Regions from separate parts of the Homo sapiens genome. Here region 1 is linked to region 2. Evidence: chromatin loops called from intact Hi-C (ENCODE). Cell type or tissue: uterus. All regions are shown on one strand. Each heading gives the region's core, and the rest is flanking DNA. Links, peaks and the distances in the headings are about the cores only.

What was found. Hi-C counts contacts between places; a loop is a spot of excess contacts. Peaks named below come from ENCODE experiments on the same cell type or tissue, not always from the same donor. Only the 100,000 strongest peaks of a DNase experiment are listed, where the experiment ranks them.
Region 1: a loop joins it to region 2, with 4 times the contacts of the local background. A loop is called at or near these places in 7 of 110 quality-filtered maps.

Annotation. Positions count from the first base shown.
Region 1 is chr16:281,041-289,354 of GRCh38, reverse strand. ARHGDIG (Rho GDP dissociation inhibitor gamma) reads right to left here. Exons shown (of 6, transcript NM_001176.4): 2 at 7,430-7,609; 3 at 7,247-7,330; 4 at 6,982-7,058; 5 at 6,825-6,888; 6 at 6,345-6,740. The coding sequence ends at 6,541. PDIA2 (protein disulfide isomerase family A member 2) reads right to left here and starts at 6,191. Exons shown (of 11, transcript NM_006849.4): 1 at 5,987-6,191; 2 at 4,762-4,968; 3 at 4,563-4,696; 4 at 4,340-4,477; 5 at 4,155-4,271; 6 at 3,918-4,043; 7 at 3,652-3,849; 8 at 2,882-3,002; 9 at 2,620-2,801; 10 at 2,410-2,520; 11 at 2,140-2,286. The coding sequence starts at 6,185. The coding sequence ends at 2,242. It overlaps AXIN1 (axin 1), which reads left to right. Exons shown (of 11, transcript NM_003502.4): 11 at 1,107-1,915. The coding sequence ends at 1,233. RefSeq lists an enhancer at 7,866-8,314. In uterus, for the core only: no CTCF peak of the experiment used is centred there; no DNase peak of the experiment used is centred there; H3K27me3 peaks cover 717 bases.
Region 2 is chr16:341,584-349,897 of GRCh38, reverse strand. It overlaps AXIN1 (axin 1), which reads left to right. Exons shown (of 11, transcript NM_003502.4): 2 at 2,792-3,750. The coding sequence starts at 2,873. Among named protein-coding and RNA genes, the nearest start is that of AXIN1, 7.0 kb to the left of the region's middle. RefSeq lists enhancers at 390-669, 7,882-8,314. In uterus, for the core only: no CTCF peak of the experiment used is centred there; no DNase peak of the experiment used is centred there.

The DNA.
Region 1 (8,314 bases), core at 220-8,219, 61 kb after region 2:
AGTGGCTCACGTCCTAATCCTGGCACTTTGGGAGGCTGAGGTGGGCGGATTGCCTCAGCTCAGCAGTTCGAGACCAGCCTGGGCAACATGGTGAAACCCCGTCTCTACTAAAAATACTAAAGAAATTAGCCAGGTGTGCTACTTGGGAGGCTGAGGCAGAATTGCTTGAACTCGGGAGGCAGAGGTTGCAGTGAGCTGAGATCACGCCACTGCTCTCCAGCCTGGGTGACAGAGCGAGACTCTGTCTCTACCCCCGCCCAAAAAAAAAAAAAGAAGAAAAAGGGCTTCCGGCCATTTCAGCTCATGTCCCTCATCTGCAACTAAAGCCACTTCTCCAAGCCCTAGGCTGAGGGTGGCATCAGGCTTTCGGCCCCACAGGACTGAGAGGGTCCAAAGGGACCCCCGTCCAGGGCCCTCATCTTCGGGGTGGGAAAACAGAGGCCAGACCCCTAGACGACGATGGTCTGAACCTTGTGTTAGGCTCCCCTAGGCCGACCTTGTCTCCAGGCTCTGGACTCATGTGCTTTTGCCTGACTGAAAAGCCAAGCCCCCTCCTACCAAGGTTCATTCGCCCTGGGCCACTCAGCCCTGCAGGGCCCTGCGTGCAGCCAGCCTTGGAGGCTCCCGAGTGAGCACTGGGCGGTGAGCAGAGGGGGCCTGACCCCAAGAGCCTGGCAGAGCCTGGCGGGTGGTTCCCACCGTCCACAAGCCACTGTGCAAACACCCCATGACTGCAGATGTGGTGCTGAGGGAGGGCCCCAGTTGGGGTCACCTCCATGACGGGGCTCAGCCCTTGGGAAGCAGACACCCCACACCCGTCCACTTCCCCCCTGCAACTCCTGAGAGGCTGGGGCAGGTACTCCCAGGGGGATGTGGGGTGCTCCCAGCAGGCAGTGAACTCACCCCCCATGGCTGCCCACTTCACCCACATGTGGTCATTGCACTGTTCACTGTTGCCCTGGGAGGGGGCGCACATGCAGTGGGGGCCGTGGGGCATGGACAGGAGGCTCCTCGGGATGGGGTGTGGACACGCCGTCCCCTGCCACAGGCCTCCTTCCCATCTGCGGTGCTGCCTGCTCACTGCCCTCCTCACCTCCGTCCTGCAGATACTACTTCAAGAAAGTGAGCGACGAGTTTGACTGTGGGGTGGTGTTTGAGGAGGTTCGAGAGGACGAGGCCGTCCTGCCCGTCTTTGAGGAGAAGATCATCGGCAAAGTGGAGAAGGTGGACTGATAGGCTGGTGGGCTGGCCGCTGTGCCAGGCGAGGCCCTTGGCGGGCACGGGTGTCACGGCCAGGCAGATGACCTCGTACTCAGGAGCCCGATGGGGAACAGTGTTGGGTGTACCACCCATCCCTGTGGTCTACCCGTGTCTAGAGGCAGGTAGGGGGTCCCTCCAAGTGGTCCACAAGCTTCTGTCCTGCCCCCAAGGAGGCAGCCTGGACCACTCCTCATAGCAATACTTGGAGGGCCCAGCCCAAGTGAGGCAGCCGAGGTCCCTGCTGCCAGCTTCAGGTGACCCCCCCCCATCCCCCGGCACCTCCCTTGGGCACGTGTGCTGGGATCTACTTTCCCTCTGGGATTTGCCCACGTACCCAGGTCTGGGTGGGGCCCAGGCCCGGATGCAGAGGCCTGCAGGGCCTCTGTCAATTGTACGCGCCACCGAGTGCCTTCAACACAGCTTGTCTCTTGCCTGCCACTGTGTGAATCGGCGACGGAGCACTGCACCTGCCTCCAGCCGCCGGCTGTGCAGTCCTGGGTCCTCCTTTCTGAGGGCCCGTGTAAATATGTACATTTCTCAGGCTAGGCCAGCAGGGGCTGCCCGAGTCTGTTTTTCATGCGATGACACTTGTACAATTAATTATCTTTTCAAAGGTACTTGGATAATAATGAAATAAAACTGTTTTTGAACCTGCCCTGGCTGTGGTGTGTCTTCTGCGGGTGGGGCCTGGCCTAGGTCTCCCAGCCTCAGCCCCCGTGGTAAAGGAGGGCACACTGGCCTCCAGCAGGCATGGGGATCACCTGTGACTCAGAGGCTGGCAGGGCTAGAGCAGGAACGTGCTCCACCTTCCTGCCCTGGAGCCCCCAGCTGGGCAGAGCTGCATCAGGCCAGCCTTGCTGAGGGACCAGGCACACAGAGTCCAGAACCAAGCTCACTCTTTATTCACAATGCACAGCTCCCTCTGGTACCCAAGGGGGTGGCTCCTGTCCAGCAGTGATGGCGGGGGTGACACGGGGGCAGCTACAGTTCCTCCTTGGACCCCATAGTGGAGTTGGCCGGTGGCTCCTAGAAAGGGTCACAAGTGCAGCTCGAAGCTCTGCTCCCAGCCTACCCCTGCCCCCGCCCCTGCCAGCCCTGTGTAAAGAGGATTTGTGCAGAGGCCTGGAGCCCTGGCTTAGGGACACCCACCGGGAACGGGGCTGCTGGCTCCTCCGGGGGCTCCTCCGTGGGCAGCACGCCCCCGTTGTCCAGGAACTTGGAGAAAGTCTCCAGGTCCCTGGTGCTTTTGTATTCAATCACCTGAGAAGAGGCAGGGGGATCTGGAGGACACGTGGGGCCCAGCCCCATGCCCAGCAAGATGGCACCCCGGCTTCCTCCCCAGCCACCTGTCCGCCATACCTTCCGACCTGGCCCTGCTGGGAAGTACTTGAGAGTAGGGAAGCCGTGCACAGCGAAGGCATCCAGCTCGTTGGCCGTGGCATCCAGCTCAGCAATGATGATGTCCTCGTGGTCTTGGTACTTCTCAGCCAATGCCTCCCAGGCAGGGGCCATCTCCTTGCAGTGGGTGCACCACGGGGCATCTAGGATGGGAGCCGTTGAGCACAGCCATCTGGGCAGCCCCTGCCCAGCCCACACCACCCCTGCCTCCCTCAACACTCACAGAACTTGACAAACACATTCTTGGTTTCGTCAAAAGCCACCTGCTCAAAATTCTTGCCCACGAGGGTCTTAACTGGCCGCTGATCCCAATCAGGGGGTATCTCCTGGCTCAGGAGATAGGGCTGGGGGAAACCAGGACAGGCGCTTTGCCAGGGGTCCTCTGCAGGGTTCAGGAGGTCCTGTGCAGGGCCTGGGGGGTGGGGGGGAGGTCCTGTGCGGGGTCAGCGGCAGGGGGAGGTTCTGTGTGGGGGGGGCGGTGGGGGGGAGGTCCTGTGCGGGGCCGGGGGCAGGTGGGGGGGAGATCCTCTGCAGGGCCTGACAGGGAGGTCCTCTTCAAGTTTGGGAGAACTGTGGGGTTTAGTGGGGGGAGGGAGAACTGTGGGGTTTGGTGGGGGGAGGGACCTCTGTGGGGTTGGGGTTGAGGTTGGGGTTGGGAGAACCGCGGGGTTGGAGAACCGCGGGGTTGGGGTTGGGAGAACCGCGGGGTTGGGAGAACCGCGGGGTTGGGAGAACCGCGGGGTTGGGGTTGGGGTTGGGGTTGGGGTTGGGAGAACCGCGGGGTTGGGGTTGGGAGAACCGCGGGTTTGGGGTTGGGAGAACCGCCGGGTTGGGGTTGGGAGAACCGCCGGGTTGGGAGAATTGCCGGGTTGAGGGGGGCCTCTGCGGGGCCTGCAGGGGCAGGGGGCTCTGAGAGCTGCTGTTCCCACCCCCTGCCAAGCTGGTGGGATGAGGTCAGGGTTCCCCTTCCATTATGAGCAGTCTGCAGCGGACCTTGACTTGGCCGTTGAGGACTGCATGGCAGAAAGCAGTGATGGACGCTGCGGTGACAGGGCCCCCATCCACAGGCGCATACTTCTTAGTGGTTTCAAGGTTGACCAAGCGCAGAGTGGGGGCTGCCTCAGCCTTGAGTCCAAAGTACTGCAGCACGTGCTCATTGTCGGCCGCCACGTCCACCACCACGAACAGCACCTGTGGCAGGGAGTCCATGCTGGCACCGGCCACTCTCCCGCTGCCCCTTTCCCCCAGCCCCCCAGTACCTGCCCCCGGAAGCGGGGAGCTGCCTCCCCAAAGCCCGCTAGGAGCTCCCGGTGCGCAGCCAGCGTCTGGTTGACAAACAGCAGCAGGTGGTTGAGGATCCTGGCCGCGAAGATCTTGGCAGACGTCTACAGTAGGGAGGGTGCTCATGACTCCACAGGACCCCCAGCCTAGGCACCCCCATCCCTGGACGACTCTACCCTGGGACACCCCCAGCCCAGGCACTGCAGCCTACGCACCTGGCTGTTGAACTCCGTGACCAGGCGCATGCTGTGTGTGACCAGGAAGCGCGACAGATCCCCCAGGTCCAGGCCAAGCTCCTCGTCCACGGGGAAGTCTGCCCGCCCCTCATCAAACTGGACAGCAGCAGGTGGGTTAGCGGGCGCTGCAGCCGGACCCCAACCCACACCTGGGCCTGACCTACCTTCTTGAAGAGAACCACAGTGTCCTTGGTGAGGCCAAACTGCTGAAAGAGCCGCGGCCGGTCTGTGAGGCCAAAGGTCATGTCCAGGGCGTCCTGGGCCAAGGCCAAGAAGGTGGCCACGTCCTCGTCCTGCAGGTCCTGAGGGGCCTGGCCCTGTGAGGCCACCCGGTCCCACCCACAGTCACTGCCCTCATGGCCCGGCCCCCCATGCCCAGTGGCTCACCTGGAAGAAGCCAATGACCACTAGGTCCCGGCCACCGATCAGCGCCTGGGCGGCCGCCTCGTCCTCCAGCCGCATGGCACTGGGCCCCACCCGCCGTCGCAGCCACTCGGCAATGCCCTCAGCGTCCCGTGGTCCTGCAGGGAGTCCCCCTCAGCCTCGGCCTGGCCACCGCCCCCCCAATGACCGGCCTGCCCCTCACCTGTGTACTCCTCCGGGTGCGTGCGGTTCCCATTGCGGAAGAACTTGAGCGTAGGGTACTCCGTCACACCAAACTCCTCAGCCAGCTCGCGCTGCGCGGGCCCATCCACCTTGGCCAGCGTGACCACCATTGACTCGGCCGCGAGCACGGCAGCTGCCTTGCTGTACTCGGGGGCCAGGGCCTGGCAGTGCCCACACCACGGGGCATCTGGGGGATGGGGCCGTGAGTGCCCCAGGCCACCACAACCCCAGGAGCACCCTCTCCACACCTGACAACCCAGCAGGGAACAAGCGTGCTGCTCCATTCTGCCCTGAGCCCTGGCCGTGGACAAGCCGAGCACCAGTGCCTCTTCGTGGCCCCCCAGGCTGCAGCACAGGGACCAGTAAGGCTTGGGAGAGCTTGAAAGACCACCCCCCCTCCCCCCACAGCCAGGCTCAGTGGCTCACGCCAGTAATCCCAGCACTTTGGGAGGCAGAGGCGGGCATATCACCTGAGGTTGGGAGTTCGAGACCAGCCTGACCAACATGGAGAAACCCCATCTCTACTAAAAATACAAAAAATATTAGCCGGGATTGGTTGCGTATGCCTATAATCCCAGCTACTCGGGAGGCTGAGGCAGGAGAATTGCTTGAACCTGGGAGGCGGAGGTTGCAGTGAGCCGAGATAGGGCCACTGCACTCCAGCCTGGGCGACAAAAGCAAAACTCCATCTCAAAAAATAAAAATAAAAAGACCCCTCCCTTTCGTGCCTTGTATGGCTGGGGCTCCCGGGCCCATGTGGCTGCCTGTGAAGGCCTCCTAGGCAAGAACAGTTCCTATGTGTGTCAAGGGTTGCGAAAAGACCACAGGGCACACACGTCAGGGACCTCCATGGGCCCCCAAAGCCTGGATACTGCCCGAGCCTCTGCAGAGTCTGTGGGATGCCCCTGGCAGCTGGAGGAGTGGCCGGCAAGGTGGTGACTCTGGCACCGTGGCCGCTGGCCGAGCAGGGAGGCACAGGTGTTCTCAAGTCCTGTGGGTACCCCCAGTACTACCACACTGCTCCTGCCTGCCCCAACCAGACCCCCAGGCCCCTCCTAGAGAGCTCCTGGGCACAGTGGGGGCAAGTGCCTGCGGGGAGGCCCCTCTTGGGCACATGCCCTGCATTTGCCGGCAAAGGGTGGGGCCCCCAGGTGGGCTCTGCCGGTCCCCCGCCGGTCCCCAGCCCCACTGGCCCCAGCACTCACAGAATTCCACCAGCAGGGCAGGGTGCTCCCGCAGGGCCAGGCCCAGGGTGTGGCGGCTCAGCACCAAGATCCCATCCTCCTTGGGGATTTCCTCCTCTGGAGGCTCCTCCGAGGGGCTCCTCGCTCCCTGTTCCTGACCCCATGGGCACGAAGCCCTGAGCAGCAGCAGCAGCAGTACAGGCAGAAGCTGGCGGCTCATGGTGCTGCCAGGGCGCGTGGGGCGGGGGCAGATAAGGGGGCCAGAAGCCAAGCAGCAGCTGCCACGTGGCACACAGGCCCAGTCCCAGCAAAGACAAGGCCCATGCGGCCGCCCCCGGCCCCCAGGGGAGGGGAGGCAGAAAGAGACGACACCCAGGGCACCGAGAGAGACAGGGCCATGTTTAATGGGACAGCTCAGGGGACAGCGCCAGGCCAGGGGGTCCCGGGACAGAGCAGGGGCAGCAGGGGCAGCAGGGGCAGCAGGGGAGGGTCTGGTCACTCACGGGGGGTGCTGGGGATGCTTGGGGGTCCCTGTGCAACAACTGAGGGAGGTAGGGGAGACACGGACTGGGGGTTCAGTCCTTCCAGTCCTGGCAGATGCAGAGACCCCACTCCCAGGACAGGTGGTGCGTCCTGTCATCGTCGGTGAAGAGGGACACCACCAGATAGGGGCCCCGCACCAGCGCACCCCTCGGCGCTTCCTCCACCGGAGTCACAAACTCATACTCCTGGGCGCTCGGGCCATAGCTGCCCACCATGTAGACGGTCTTGTCCACTAGGGAGGGCGAGGGCATCAGAGCTGTCCTCTGTCTGCCCCCGCTTCCCCCCCCCGCCCCGTTCCCCCCACCGCTGCCCTCACCGCGCAGGCCCCGGCGGTAGGTGTGGTGCAGACACTTGAGGCCGCTGACAATCTCCCTGTGGACCTGGGAACAGAGGCATTAGGGGTTCCTCTGGGGGCCAGGCCTCTGGCTGTTGCCCCCACCCCCATCCCCTCCGCCCATTGCCCCGGCTCTCACCTTGAAGGAGATCTTCACTCTGTAATCAACACCTTCCTTCAGGACAAACACCTGGTCCTTCAGAACAGCCAGGTCCCCTATTGGGGAAACCTCAGCTAGGGTCGGAACTCCCCTACAGGCTGAGACCTGCTCCAGGAGCCCCCACGTAGGGTGTGGTACCCATGAGGTGTGCGACTGTGATGGCCCAGGGCTCGGAACTCAGGGGTGCAGAAGCGTGCCTGGGAGGGCCCTACCTGTGTTCAGGGTGCAGCATCCTGCGAGTTACCTGTGAGATCCATGACGACGGGCCCCGGAGCCTGTTCCGACAGGAGTGTCAGCCTGGTCACCTGCACATTGGGCAGGCTTGGGTCTGAGGAGAAACTGGAAGTCTGCAGGATGCCCCCCACCCCCACCAGGCTCCTCACCAGCCCCCCAGACCCAGCCCTCCAAGCCTAGACCCCTGCCATACCCACGGCCGGTGGCAGGGGCCCCAGCAGCACCCGCTTGTACTTGGCCAGGCTCCTGTCGTCCGGGTCCAGCTGCCGGATCTCCAAGAGGCTCTTCCTCCCCGGCGCCCGGTACTCGGGCACAGCCTCATCCAACACCTCGTCCACTGCCGGCGGCCCACCCTCCTTGTCAGCCAGGAGGACTGGGGGTGGGGAGGGGCGTGAGCAGCAGCCACTAGCGGACCCTGGCATTCGAGCACCAGGCTGGAGCCCCCTCTGGCCAGCTGTACCTCCCACTATCCAAAGGGACTCAAGGGAAGCCTCTGGGGGCTCAGGGAGAGAGCGAGCAGAGAGAGCAGGGCGGCCTGGGGAGGTGCCGCACCGCACCCAGACCTTCAGGAGGGGCCTCCAGAGACCGCCAGGCCTGCAGCTCCTCTGGCCCAGATGTCCACAAGGGCCCCCTCCCTGACTCGGAGACCAAAGGGCGGGGGAGCGAAGACTTCAGATGAGGGCAGCCCAGGGTCAGGGGCTACCTGCTAGAGAGCAGCGGCCCTCGGCGGCCCCCAAACCTACTGACCCTCTAGGGCCCTCGGCGGCCCCCAAACCTACTGACCCTCTAGGGCCCTCGGCGGCCCCCCAAGCCTACTGACCCTCTAGGGCCCTCCACCACCCTGCTCTGGACTGGGGTCTCTGAACACTTTCCCACAGTCTAGGAGTTCCTCCCCATGGTGCTCGGGTGCCGGGGGCGGCTGTCTCCAAATCCCTGGGCTCAGGCTCTGCGCCGCCTCCCATGGCGCCCCGGGCTGGTGGCCTCCTGAAGCCCCTCTCCCTGGTGCCCTGGGCAGGGGTTTCTGAGTCCCTGCCCACTTCGCTCCCGTCTTCTCGGGGATCACCACACGCCCTACAGA
Region 2 (8,314 bases), core at 137-8,136:
GAGCCTGGGAAGCTGAGGCTGCAGTGAGCTGAGATCGCCCCACTGCAGTCCAGCCTAGGCGACAGAGCGAGACCCTGTCTCAAAATAACAAAAAACAAAACAACAAAACCCATTAGTTTTGGAAGAATTTGCTGCTGTTTTCTGTGGTACAGTAGTTCAGCCCCTGTAGAGAGCCAGTGTTTGGCGTCTGTGACAAATGTCTTTTCTTTTTTACATCAGTGAATGACTTACTGGTGCCCGTTAGTTGCAGGACCTTGTGCTGGGTGCTGTGGGTCCCGCTACTACCAATAATTAACACAGAAGACTTAAGTCCCTTATGAGAGCATGATGGTGACTTGTGGTTAGCCTCCCTTCTGAGCACTGTCTGATTAATCACTTTCCACTCTCCGGTGACTTGGTTCTTCAAGCTAGTGAATGGTAGTACATCTATAGTGGTAAGGCTCAGGTGGTCAGGGTGCAGGCCTTCTTTCCTGTGATGGCGTCCCAGACAGATGACCGTGAGCTAGTGTGGAGGTGCCCACGCCCAGGGTGCTCCCTCCATGCTGATGTGGCTCACGGAGTGACTGCCGCTGAAGTGGTCTGTGAGCAGCAGGATGTCACAGCTCACTGGGCCTTGACCTTTAGAAGCTGTGTGTTCCTGCTGAGGCCAAGATGACATACTACCCAGCAGCGTTCACAAAAAGTCCTTAGCTGCTGAAATGTCATTGGGGGCACATAGTTGCAAACCATCCTCCATCTATGGGTGCTTCTTATTTATTTACTAATTTTATTTTATTTTATTTTATTTTATTTTTTTGAGACAGAGTCTCACTCTGTCGCCCAAGCTGGAGTGCAGTGGCCGGCGCGGTGTCGGCTCACTGCAAGCTCTGCCTCCCGGGTTCATGCCATTCTCCCACGTCAGTCTCCCGAGTAGCTGGGACTGCAGGTGCCCACCACCATGCCTGGCTAATTTTTTGTATTTTTAGTAGAGATGGGGTTTCACCGTGTTAGCCAGGATGGTCTCGATCTCTTGACCTCGTGATCCGCCCGCCTTGGCTTCCCAAAGTGCTGGGATTACAGGTGTGAGCCACTGTGCCCGGCCTATTTTTTTTTTAGAGACAGGATCTTGCTCTGTTGCCCAGGCTGGAGTGCAGTGGGGTGCGATTATAGCTCACTGCAGCCTTGAACTCCTGGGTCAAGTGATCCTCTTGCCTCAGTCTTCCAAGTAGCTGAGACTACAGGCATACGCTACCATACCCGGCTAATTAAGAACTGTTTTTTGGTAGAGATTGGGTCTCACTATGTTGCCCAGGTTAGTCTTGAACTCTTGGGCTCAAGGGATCCTCCAGCCTCAGCCTCCTGAGTAGCTGGGACTACAGGTGCGTGACACCACGCCTGGCTCTGTGGATCCTTCGTGCTTCCAGCCGTGAGCAGCTGTTGGCTGGTAAAGTGTGTGCAATGTGAGGAAGTTGGTGTGGGGGACAGATTCCACATAGACAAGGGACAGCAGTGTGGAGTGGTGGCTGGGGGATAGATCCCCCTTCAGTTGGTCCTGGGTTTTAGGGTTTTATTTGTTTGCTGTGACTTGTTCAGCACTCTAGGCTTTTGAACCCAACATGCTTCTCTAAAGCCCTCTCTCCAGCCCCTTTTAGCCAGGACCACTTACATCATGGCAGGCTGTTGTTTCAGTCACCTGCATGGCCGGGTTGACAGGCATAGCCAGAGCTCCTGGGCTCCTGTAGGACGTGGCAGGAAGGACCATAGACCATGGCAGGGGTTCTGTTGGAGCCCTTATCTACTCTCTTTTGCACACCCCTTGCAGGCTTGTAGCAGCAGCAGCAGTAGTAGCAGCAAATTCTATAGTTCCCTGATGTCTAAGAGGGTGGGTGGTTTGGTTTTCAGCTTAAGGAGTGAAGTCACATGAACTATAGCTTCCTTAGCTAAAAATTGTATTTGCATTTCCTTTTATTCTGTACCTTCTCTGTTCCTTGAAGTACCCATTTACTATTTGCTATCTGAATCCTCATCAGAGAGGCTTTTCAGAGTCAAGTGCAGCATTCTGACAGAGCATTTTAAGATTGTCTCCAGTGACGGTGTCCGAGCGCCTCTGTGGGCCTGGGTGGTGTCCTTGATCCCTCGGTCGATGGGGCTGAAGGTGACCCATGATTATCTCTCTTTGAGGCGTGTGTTGAGAGTCGGAGGAACACCCTGCAGTGTGTTCTCATGTGTCGGAAGGTGTACCACGCGTGACGTGATGCAGCAGGTAGAAAACAGTGGCCGTGGGCCTGGAGGACGTGGGGTTCAGAAGACGCCCACCACCTTCGGGGCTGTAGCGCACCTTCCTTTCTCTCTGAGTGTTGCTGGGGCTGGTGGAGCGATTGTCTCCATCTTACTTGTGAGGGTCCAGCCCTCACTCAGGTTTGTACACATAGTCAGGACTAGAGGCAGCTTTCCTTCCTCCGGTCTTCCTGCCTTCCCTGTCCCTCAGCTCTGCAGCTGAGGTGGGAGGTGCTCAAGCTGCCAGCCTCCGTGATGTTTGTGCAGTGAGACTTGTGGGGAGTGGCATTCCCATGTCCTGGGCATCCCTTCTTAGCATGAGAGGCATTCCTGTAGTTGTAAAAGTTTCCAGAAATTGCTTTAAAGTAGAACTATGCTTGTGGCCAAAATATATCTTGATTGAACATTTAAACTGAGTTTCTTGCTTTGAGTTTGAGCGGGAGGGCGTCATCGTGAGTCTTGTCTTGAGAAAACCTCTGGTCGTGTTTCATGGACCCACCTTTCCTAATCCTTGTCCTCTTAATGGTTTCAACAGGACAGATTGATTCACTTTGGAGCTGTAAGTACTGATGTATTAGGGTGCAGCGCTCATTGTTCCTTGACGCAGAGTCCCAAAATGAATATCCAAGAGCAGGGTTTCCCCTTGGACCTCGGAGCAAGTTTCACCGAAGATGCTCCCCGACCCCCAGTGCCTGGTGAGGAGGGAGAACTGGTGTCCACAGACCCGAGGCCCGCCAGCTACAGTTTCTGCTCCGGGAAAGGTGTTGGCATTAAAGGTGAGACTTCGACGGCCACTCCGAGGCGCTCGGATCTGGACCTGGGGTATGAGCCTGAGGGCAGTGCCTCCCCCACCCCACCATACTTGAAGTGGGCTGAGTCACTGCATTCCCTGCTGGATGACCAAGATGGGATAAGCCTGTTCAGGACTTTCCTGAAGCAGGAGGGCTGTGCCGACTTGCTGGACTTCTGGTTTGCCTGCACTGGCTTCAGGAAGCTGGAGCCCTGTGACTCGAACGAGGAGAAGAGGCTGAAGCTGGCGAGAGCCATCTACCGAAAGTACATTCTTGATAACAATGGCATCGTGTCCCGGCAGACCAAGCCAGCCACCAAGAGCTTCATAAAGGGCTGCATCATGAAGCAGCTGATCGATCCTGCCATGTTTGACCAGGCCCAGACCGAAATCCAGGCCACTATGGAGGAAAACACCTATCCCTCCTTCCTTAAGTCTGATATTTATTTGGAATATACGAGGACAGGCTCGGAGAGCCCCAAAGTCTGTAGTGACCAGAGCTCTGGGTCAGGGACAGGGAAGGGCATATCTGGATACCTGCCGACCTTAAATGAAGATGAGGAATGGAAGTGTGACCAGGACATGGATGAGGACGATGGCAGAGACGCTGCTCCCCCCGGAAGACTCCCTCAGAAGCTGCTCCTGGAGACAGCTGCCCCGAGGGTCTCCTCCAGTAGACGGTACAGCGAAGGCAGAGAGTTCAGGTGAGTCCGACGCCAGGCGTCCACTTTCTGTACTCACCTCCGAGAGCTGGAGAACAAGCCAGGGAAAGGTGCTGATGAGGCGGGCGTTAACCCACACCGGATGTCCTGCTGCCGCTGGGGTTGAATTTTGGTTCTGTTCTTATTTGTGATACTTTTGCATTTGTCATTACTTTTTTATATTTGTAATGTTGAGAACACTTTTACTGAGAACAGACTAAAATATATGACTTTATGAGTCATTAGGAACATCGGAATTCTTAGAAGTCACAATGACATGTAAACTTTACCCTTCAGCAGTAAAGTCTGTCACCTCTTAAATAGGAGCTGGATCTACCCAGTAGACATGGTCCTTTCCGCTTAATAAAGGGAGGAGTGGACGTTTCAGGGCATCGATAAGAATTGGAGAATTGGATTCTTGCTTTTTTTTTTTTTTGAGACGGAGTTTCACTTTTGTTGCTCAGGCTGGAGTGCAATGGTACAATCTCAGCTCACTGCAACCTTCGCCTCCCGGGTTTGAGCGATTCTCCTGCCTCAGCCTCCTGAGTAGCTGGGATTACAGGCATGTGCCACCACGCCCGGCTAATTTTGCATTATTAGTAGAGGTGGGGTTTCTCCATGTTGGCCAGGCTGGTCTCGAACTCCCGACCTCAGGTGATCTGCCTGCCTCGGCCTCCCAAAGTGTTGGGATTACAGGCGTGAGCCGCCGCATCCGGCCAGATTATTGCTTTTATAATGATCTTCTAAGCTTCTTCCTACAGGCTGAGAAATAGCAGGGGGGACGTTTTACGTGTGGGGAATGGTCAGAGTACTTTGAAAACTTCCTGTGGCTATAGTGGGCATTCCAGGATTGGGCCTTTTTTCCTGCCAACAAAATCTGTTGGTGCTGTTGTGTAGTCCACAGCAGCCTGGACCCTGAGGCGATCCTGGCAGGGCCTGTGGGGTGCGTGTGTTGCCTGGGAGGGAGCAGAGTGGTGCTCAGCCTTGGAACCTGTTTCTTCGTTCTTCCTTCCCTGTGATCCCTGCGTGGTTCCTGGAGGTTTATTTGGCTTTCGGGCTGGCATCTACTGTGCTTGTGAGCAGAGCGCATGCATTTCCCACTCTTTCCCTAGAGCTGGTGACCGGAGGCTCCGGCCTGTGTAACTTTGAAAGCCTGGAATTCATGTGACCCCTGCTGACCTAATCAAGACTCCGAAAGCACAGCCCCATGTGCTGGGACTCTCCTGAGGAGTTATTAAAAACTCGCATTAGTTCTTCAAGCTTACTGTGACACAGAAATTGGCTACTCGCTCATCAACACAGGATTAAACATGTCTAAGGTTAAACTTGTAGTCTAAGTGATACGATTTAAGATGGACTGTCGACTGGGCGCAGTGACTCACACCTGTAATCCCAGCACTTTGGGAGGCCGAGGCGGGCGAATCACCTGAGGTCGGGAGTTCGAGACCATCCTGGCCAACGTGGTGAATCCTCATTTCTACTAAAAATACAAAAATTAGATAGGCGAGTTGGCGCATGCCTGTAATCCCAGCTCCTCGGGAGGCTGAAGCAGGAGAATCGCTTGAACCTGGGAGGCAGAGGTTGCAGTGAGCCTTGGTTGTGCCATTGCACTCCAGCCTGGGCGACAAGAGGACAAGAGTGAAACTCTGTCTCAGAAAAAAAACAAAAAAAAAACAAAAAAGGATTGTGTAGGTTAATTGGTTAATTTTTTTTTTTTTTTTGAGATGGAGTCTTGCTCTATCGCCCAGGCTGGAGTGCGGTGGCGCCATCTCGGCTCACTGCAAGCTCCGCCTCCCAGGTTCACGCCGTTCTCCTGCCCCAGCCTCCCAAGTAGCTGGGACTACAGGCGCCCGCCACCATGCCGGCCAATTTTTTGTATTTTTAGTAGAGACTGGGTTTCACCATGTTAGCCAGGATGGTCTCGATCTCCTGACCTCGTGATCGCCTGCCTCAGTCTCCCAAAGTGCGGGGATTACAGACGTGGGCCACCACGCCCGGCCTTTTTTCCCTTTTGTTCATTGTCTTTAGCCAAGTGGTATTTATTTAGCAAGCATTTTAGGACACAATATGCCGCAAAGTTATCCTGTTGAGTAAGCCTGGTATAAACTGAGAGTTTCTTTCTTTCTTTCTTTTTTTTTTTTTTGAAATGGAGTCTCGCTCTGTCACACAGGCTGGAGTGCAGTAGCACTATCTCGCTATCTCGGCTCACTGCAACTTCTGCCTCCTGGGTTTAAGTGATTCTCCTGCCTCCCGAGTAGCTGGGATTACAGGTGTGTGCTACCATGCCTGGCTAATTTTTGTATTTGTGGTAGAGACAGCGTTTCGCCACGTTGGCCAGGATGGTCTCGAGCTCCTGGACTCCAGTGATCTCAGCCTCCCAAAGTGCTGGGATTACGGGTGGGAGCCACTGCACCTGGCTGGTTATTTTTTTTGCTTGTTTTTTTGTTTGAGATGGAGTCTCGCTCTGTCGCCCAGGCTGGAGTGCAGTAGTGCAATCTCAGCTCACTGCAACCTCTGCCTCCTGGGTTCAAGTGAGTCTCCTGCCTCAGCCTCCCGAGTAGCTGGGATTACAAGTGTGAGCTACCATGCCCAGCTAATTTTCTGTATTTTTAGTAGAGATGGGGTTTTACCACGTTGGCCAGTCTGGTCTCGAACTCCTTTCCTCAAGAGATCTGCCCGCCTCAGCCTCCCAAAGTGCTGGGATTCCAGGTGTGAGCCACTGCGCCCGGCCCCGGCTGGTTATTTTTAAGATGGGACTGAAGTTGAGGGCTGGGCTGCAGGAGGAAAATGAGCTCCGTTCTGATTTCCACTGTTGGAACCCCAGTGCCTCCCTCCCAGCCACTCTTCAGTTCTTGGCTGCGAGCAGTAGCTTTGCTGTCTGTCCTTGGTTTGCTGTATTTGTAATAAGGAACCTTTGCTATGAAATTAGTGGGATACATTGGCTTCTCCTGTCTAATTTTGTGTAGCTCTGTCTACACAGTTTGGGTCCTAACTTGACTGCTCTGGGGCTGCTGGTGGCAGAGGACCCTGGGGCTTGGGAGTCGTGTCTGCGGTTGAATCCTCTCTGTGGGAGGTGGCCTGTGGTGCAGCCTTGTGGCTTGAAGATCTCTGATGTTGGAATGGTTGCTTGTCAGCACAGACAGGGCATGAAGTCCAGGCTGCGTTCCTCACATTTAGACCATTCTCTTTGTCCTGCCAGGTGTAGGTGAGGGTGCACTAGGTTGGAAGTCGTGGAAACCCACCCACCTGAGCCCAACCCTGAAGGGCACTGTTGAGGCAGAGCCTCAGGTGTGCCTTAGGGCCTGGCACCTTTGCTTTGTGCCATTCTGACTTTGCCTGCCTGGTGGGCGACTTCGTGGGCTTTGTGTTGGAGGTGGCTGCTGCAGTGACCTTGGGCTCTGGGCTCCCTTGTTTACAGATGCTTCCCGCAGCTCTGACGGATGGGCCCGCTGTTGCTCTGAGGAGGGCACGTGTGCCGCTGTGTCCCGTCTGTCTCAGCACAGTCACGGTGCGTGCGCTGGGGGCTGTGCAGCAGGGTCACTCCTGAAGGAAAGTGGGTTCTCCACCCAGACAGACGGCTGCTCCCCAGTGGGGAGCTGGGGGCAGTCCTCCAAAGGAAGGCTGCGGGTAATGCAAAGGGAAAAGGAGAGTGGGTACTGAACAGGCGGCTGGTGAGCATTGCTACCACAGCAGGGCCTGGAGCTTAGGCCTCACGTGTTAGGGGATGCATATCCTGTGGAGAGCCGGTTAGTCGTCCCGGTGTGTCCGGAATTGGTGGGTTCTTGGTCTCACTGACTTCAAGAATGAAGCCGCGGACCCTTGCCGTGAGTGTTACAGTTCCTAAAGGCGGCCTGTCCGGAGTTTGTTCCTTCTGACGTTCGGAGGTGTTCGGAGTTTCTTCCTTCTGGTGGGTTCGTGGTCTCACTGGCTTCAGGAGTGAAGCTGCAGATCTTCGCGGTGAGTGTTACAGCTCATAAAGGCAGTGTGGACCCAAAGAGTGAGCAGCAGCAAGACTTACTGGAAAGAGAGAAAGAACAAAGCTTCCACACTATGGAAGGGGACCCGAGCGAGTTACCACTGCTGGCTCCCGCAGCCAGCTTTTATTCTCTTATCTGGCCCCACCCACATCCTGCTGATTGGTAGAGTCCAGTGGTCTGTTTTGACAGGGCGCTGATTGGTGCGTTTACAATCCCTGAGCTAGACACAAAGCTTCTCCACATCCTCACCAGATTAGCTAGATACAGAGTGTCCACACAAAGGTTCTCCAAGTCCCCACCAGAGTAGCTAGATACAGAGTGTCGATTGGTGCATTCACAAACCCTGAGCTAGACACAGAGTGCTGATTGGTGTGTTTACAAACCTTGTGCTAGATACAGAGTGCCGATTGGTGTATTTACAGTCCCTGAGCTAGACATAAAGGTTCTCCACGTCCCCACCAGAATCAGGAGCCCAGCTGGCTTCACCCAGTGGATCCCGCACCGGGGTTGCAGGTGGAGCTGCCTGCCAGTCCCGTGCCGTGCGCCCGCACTCCTCAGCCCTTGGGTGGTCAATGGGACCGGGCGCTCGT